2 separate regions of the Homo sapiens genome follow, and region 1 is linked to region 2. Evidence: chromatin contacts called from ENCODE Hi-C or POLR2A ChIA-PET data. All regions are on one chromosome and are shown on one strand. The core of a region is the stretch at or near the end of the contact, and the rest is flanking DNA. Distances in the headings are between cores, read along the strand shown. Region 1 holds the start of KIF5C (kinesin family member 5C). Region 2 holds the start of RBM43 (RNA binding motif protein 43).

Region 1 (2,700 bases), core at 47-2,546, 2.4 Mb after region 2:
GAGCCCCCTCGCCCCACAGATGTGGACACAGCCTCCTCTCCACCCAGCGTGAGGCGCATCAGAGGGTCTGCAGACATGGGAGGGAGGTCATCCCAGAGGGGAGGGATCAAGCCGGGACTCCACATCCAGGGCAGCCAGGCGTGAGAGGAAGCGGGAGACACACCAGGCCTCCAGGGGACACCGAGGCCACCAGTACTCCCCCAACCCTCCGCCTTCCGCGCGCGGAGCCAGGTGTAACACCGCGGGGAGCCGCGTCTACACTGCCGCGGGAGCTCCGAGACGCGACTAGAAATTTTCCTGTACCCCTTTTTCTTTCTTTTTTGCTAGGGTCGTGAGAAGAAGAGGCAAGGCGTTTGGTAAATCGAATTGATTGATGCCCAGAAGCATTTGCGGGTTGCAGAGCTCACACTTTAAAGGGGGCCTGGGCACCCGGCTTGAGGGTCACCCGAACACACTACCCACGCGGCGAGGCGAGCGTGGGGAACAATGGGCCCACCCGGGCCCCCACCCGGCGAACAATGGCGGCGCCGAGCCCGTCTTCGCCCCCCATCCCCACCCCCGCCACCCCCGCCCGGCCCGCCGCTCCCGGCCGCCTCTCCACCCGCCCGGGAGGGAACCATAGTGCGCGGGGCGAGGGGTCTCTGGTCAGGTCCACCCGAGAGGCCAGCCCCGCGGGAATGTCCGAGGGGGCGGCCTAAACACCTCCGCTGCGTCTGGGGCGTCGGGGCGCCCAGCTGCGGCGCGGAGCAGCAGGGAAGGCAGACGCCCCAGCCACTTACCCCGATCACCACGGTCTCATCGCCTTTAAATTTGGGGATGAATTTGTCCCCGCGGAGGATCTCCGCTTCGTTGAGGGGCCGGAACCGGCACATCACTTTGATGCTGCATTCGGCTGGATCCGCCATCTCGGCCGGCGGTAGGGAGGGGGCACGGGGATGGGTGGGGGGCCGGGGCCGGGAACGACGAGGGAGGAGGCCGCGAGCTGCACCGCCCACAGCTAGGCCGCCTCCTGCAGCCTCCGACGACGCTTCTCAGCAGGTCATCGCGAGCCCGGCCGGCTGAGCAGCCCCGGCCGCTCCGAGCCCGGGAAGGTGGGCAGCTTCTCCGCTCCGGCCCCTCCGGCTGCAGACCGGCCTGCCCTGGCCCTGCCCCGCCCCTGCCCAGCGCCCCCCGGCCCACCTGCCCGCGACCACGCGGCGGGCGGAGGAGGCGATGCGCAGGGAGCGAGCCTCGCCCGGCTCAGACCTCCCGGGCTCCTGCGCGCTCAGCCATCCTGCATCAGCACCAGCGCGCTCTGCCGCCTTGAGACCCGCCCCTCCGCCCCGCCCTCCCCTGGCCCGCCCCGGGACGGTGACGTCACCGTAGAGGTCCGCCCGGCCCCCGCCCGACTCCGAGCGCTGCGCATCCCGGGACTTGTAGTCACTCTACCTGCCGGGGGAAGGACAGGATGCGACCTCCAAGAGCCTGCAAGTCCGGTCTGGCTGCCCAAGCCGGAACCGGATGGAGGTCATATCCAATATTTCCGGTTAAAATCTCTAGATAACTGGGTCTGGATCATCCTGATCCCAAAAGAAAATCACTTGGGAAACAGCTCCCAATAGCCCCTGGGTTTCATCCTTCAACTTCTACCACTAGATAAGGATGGATGTCTGTTCAGAGTTTGGGTTTGATTGGCCTTGGTTTAGGTTGGCATCTAGTGCTAAACCAATCAACCAGAATCAGGGATTTTGTAAGATTATGGAGGAATCCCTTGGTGGGAAGGTTCCCAAAAGAAGAGGGATGGTATTCCCAGACATGGTGCCGGGCTGGCAGAACAACTGAGTGTCCACTCTATTTTTCCAGAACTTCCTTTTCCTCTAAGACCTAGCTCAACCCTCCTTCCTCAGACTTTCCCAGCTCACTAAACACCTATAAAGAGTTGGTGGCCCTCCTTGATGTTCCCCTAATCTGCTGTGCCTGTCTCTAGCACTGCACTTGGGTGGTGATATCTGCTTGATATCTTTGTGTCTGTAGCATCTAGCACATAGTGGGCAGCATACTGAATAAGGATTCTACCCTAGGAAGAAGCAATGCATGAGTGTGAATCCCACCTCAGCCACTTATTAGATGTATGACCAACAGGCGGAGGAAATTAAGAGCGGAGGAAATTAAGAAGTCTTAATTTCCTTAAGACTCAGTTTCCTCATCTCTGTCATTGGAATAATATCATCTTGTGATTTCTGGGGGAATTAAAAGACAGATGCTTTTAAAGCACCTAGCACGGTGCCTGACATGTATATAGGATAAGCTCTTGAAAGTTAGATGTTATTGGGTGCTGAACAAATGATCATAAAACAAATAAGTTAGTTAATTTTAGGAACACATCTGTTGCTTAAATTCGGGTAATACCTGAAAATACAAGTGTTCTCTGCCTAGCTGAGAGGACAGACCTACTAAAATCAACTTTTATAAACCCTTGTAAGTAGTACCAGTTCTATTTCATCTCCTCATGTGCAGTGGAAGTAGATTAAAAAGACCCAGGTGCCACCTTCTCATCTGTTTTTAAATTAAGTAATTCTCAGGCTCTGGCTCAGAGACCCATCATCTTAAATGATCAACTTCATAATATACTAGAGAGGACAATCCAATTCTCAGTTTCCCTGAGCCCACCAGAAGATGCCCAGAACCTTGCATACACTGGTTTATCTGAGGAGGTCAGGA
Region 2 (2,700 bases), core at 100-2,599:
TTTTACATTTTTTTGCACTTTACATTTTGATAAAAATCTTTAGAAGTATTTGCATCCATCTATGCTTGCAGCAACTCTGATGCTTACATTCAGGCTAACACTTTCTGGTTTTGCAGATCTAGTTGTGAAAAATGGTATCTTATTATTTCAATTTACATTTCTTAGGAGTGGGATTGGGTTTCTTCATATCTGCTAGCCATCTACCTTTGTTCTTCATGCATTCATTGATTTGATTTTGAAGTTTGTCCAGAGATTCCCTGTGTCCCCACAGGCGCCATTCGGGGTTCCTGTGCTAAGGCATGGACAAGGTGGTGAGCTCTCTGCTGGCAGGGACCTGGCGCTCTCATCCTGTGTCCTTAGCACCCGGCAGAGGTCCAAGAGGGCTCCTGGTCTGGGCTGGGAAGGTGACCAACACGGCGTTGGGGGTTGAGGTGGGGGTTGGGGAACTGGGGTAGGTTGTGCAGAGGAAAAGGCCCAGGTGAGCGGTGGGGGAAGGGGAAGAAGTCTGGACAGATAATAAGGGCGTAGGAAAGACATCCAGATTTCACTGAGTGCAGGGCTTTTTAAAACTGATGTTAGAAAAACTTGATTTGCTGTTGTAAAAAACCATCTGTGTGAAGTAGAAATTGATATCAATAACATGATAGAGAATACGTTCTAAAAAGTAAAGGTAGCTGGATGTAAAATTCTGGCAGAAGTTTAATATCCTAGATGGTTAGTTTGAGGCCAGCAACTAATGAGGATAAAAGCCTTCTCCATGGAAAATTTTGGACAGTTATCTGGAGAAATATTACAGTGCGCATCAACCAAATTGAAATGTTTTCAAAAGTGTTGTAAAGTTTCATGTAGTAAAAAGGTTTTAGCCACATGCCCTTCAATTTCATGGCATCGAATATATAAACACAGAAGAGAGCATGCATGCAAGATATTTAACTCCCTTACATGATAATGCATGCGATTCAAAACTATCATGACATCTAGGGCTCTCTGCAACTACGAGATGATTGATGTTAGGAAAAGCGTAGCCCCCCAGTATCAACACAGGAAGCGGCCACCACCTACTATGTGTTTTCCCTTTTTGCGTTTTTTCTTTTTTTAAATCAACTCTGCCGTTGTTGCTGCTGCTTAGCAAAACGGGTAAAAACAAAATTGCAATCACTGATGCATCACCCAGAGAATTCCCAAATTTCCTGTCGAGGAATCCTCTCGGCCTCTCTCCAGAGTGCTTCCACAAGTTGCAAAACTACGGAGGGCGTCTGGGCAGGCGCTGGCAACAGCACTCCTGAGTCCGAGCTCCCACTCAGAGGCCACGAGGTCGCAGAACAGCCGGATCGGGTGGAAGGACCGCCCTTTTCTTCGTAGCCTCCAAGGGAGCTGGAACAAAAAACGAAACCAAAACCTGCCTGCTCGCTCCTCTCCCCATCGCCTGCGTTCCGCTGGTTGTGGGCTTTCTGCGGCCGCTGAGGGCGCGTCTCCCCTCCGCCATGGCAAGTTGCTTTTGCTTTGGGTTTTGCGGTGCAGGTCCGTGCCTGTACCGTCGCCATGGTCCCCTAGAAGGGCGCGGAACCGGGCGCGACGGGCCAGGGTGCAGGGCTGCGCGGGAGGGGGCGGCGCACGGAGGGGCCCCAGGGACCCCGGGGGCCCCGGAGAGCCGTCCACCCCGGCGGGCAAACTCAGGTCAGCCTCGCTGCACCCTTCCCAGGTGGCGGCATTGCGCGCTCCTGAAATTCACGTACGGCGGTGCAGTATAGGCCCGCTCCAGAGGCTCAGGACTAGGCTGTCACCTCCCACACCCACTGCCCAGGCGACGGGGACGCCGCCGTTCGTCGAGGAGCTGCTTCGCAGGCTGTTAGGGCTTAACTGTTGTCCTCCCACGCCTCGGGGGGAACAAAAGTGGCCTGATTAGCCAGAAATGGAGGTCACAGCTGCCTTTTGAAAAGGGCTAATAAGAACGATTCGAGCCAAGGACGCAAGTCAGGAAGACATCCTCATGTCTTATGTCTGCCTTGGTGCGAATTCTTGTCTTAGCAAATTCAAAATTTATCCTTCTGTGTTTTGTTTTGTTTCCATCAATCGCTTAAAAGCCTTGGCAAGGCCTTTAATTCCTGCTCTGAAATGCTAGAGTCCCGGAAATGCAAAAGCAAGTACGTTTTTGTTGACCTGGTGGCGGTAGAGGCGTCGTCATTGAAAATAAACAACTGATTTTGAGAAAATCAATATAAACAAATGCAGTCAATGAATCTTCTGTTTCTTCCCAATGCCTTACTTACAAAAGTAAAGTTTTGCTATATACTTTTTGCTTTCTGATAAGATGGCCAAGTCTGTTATAACACAATACTGATGCAAGGAAATGCGCCATCACGTTAGTATGTCTTGGCTAAAAGCTGCTCGTTTCAAAGTCCTTGAAAGGACTGTCTTTCTCTAGGCATTTCTTTATCTTAATCGTGGGTAGAAGAGATGAACAACCCTCATTATTCATAATTGACCTCAGTAAAATTATCTATGTTAGCCATACTTTCTCCAACCTATGAAAGGGAGTTAAGGACAAATATTGGCAAGTCATTGAAGTACTAATTCATTAGATGATTCATAGAAACTAGTTCTTACCAAACAAAATTTACATCTTTATGTTTTTTTCTTCTAAAAATACTGGTTCAGGGAGAAGTTTCTTTGATTTTAAAGATAAATTACCAGTAGACA

Evidence for each region. A loop is a pair of places that touch in the nucleus more often than their neighbours do. ChIA-PET counts read pairs that join two places held with the same protein, here RNA polymerase II (POLR2A). Pooled maps may share reads with other maps.
Region 1: a map of CD8-positive, alpha-beta T cell shows a loop between it and region 2 (9-fold over the local background). The contact joins the promoter of KIF5C here to the promoter of RBM43 in region 2. A Hi-C loop is called at or near these places in 4 of 168 maps with a recorded cell type or tissue (CD4-positive, alpha-beta T cell, CD4-positive, alpha-beta memory T cell, CD8-positive, alpha-beta T cell and 1 more) and 7 of 50 pooled maps. POLR2A ChIA-PET finds 5 or more read pairs at or near these places in 1 of 52 experiments (T-cell).

Annotation. Positions count from the first base shown.
Region 1 is chr2:148,873,823-148,876,522 of GRCh38, reverse strand. KIF5C (kinesin family member 5C) reads right to left here and starts at 1,296. Exons shown (of 26, transcript NM_004522.3): 1 at 780-1,296. The coding sequence starts at 905. KIF5C-AS1 (KIF5C antisense RNA 1) reads left to right here. Exons shown (of 4, transcript XR_001739733.2): 4 at 328-2,700. RefSeq lists enhancers at 1-51, 52-630 and a silencer at 1,003-1,472.
Region 2 is chr2:151,260,512-151,263,211 of GRCh38, reverse strand. RBM43 (RNA binding motif protein 43) reads left to right here and starts at 1,349. Exons shown (of 4, transcript NM_198557.3): 1 at 1,349-1,487. The coding sequence starts at 1,485. RefSeq lists an enhancer at 1,266-1,495 and a silencer at 1,536-1,805.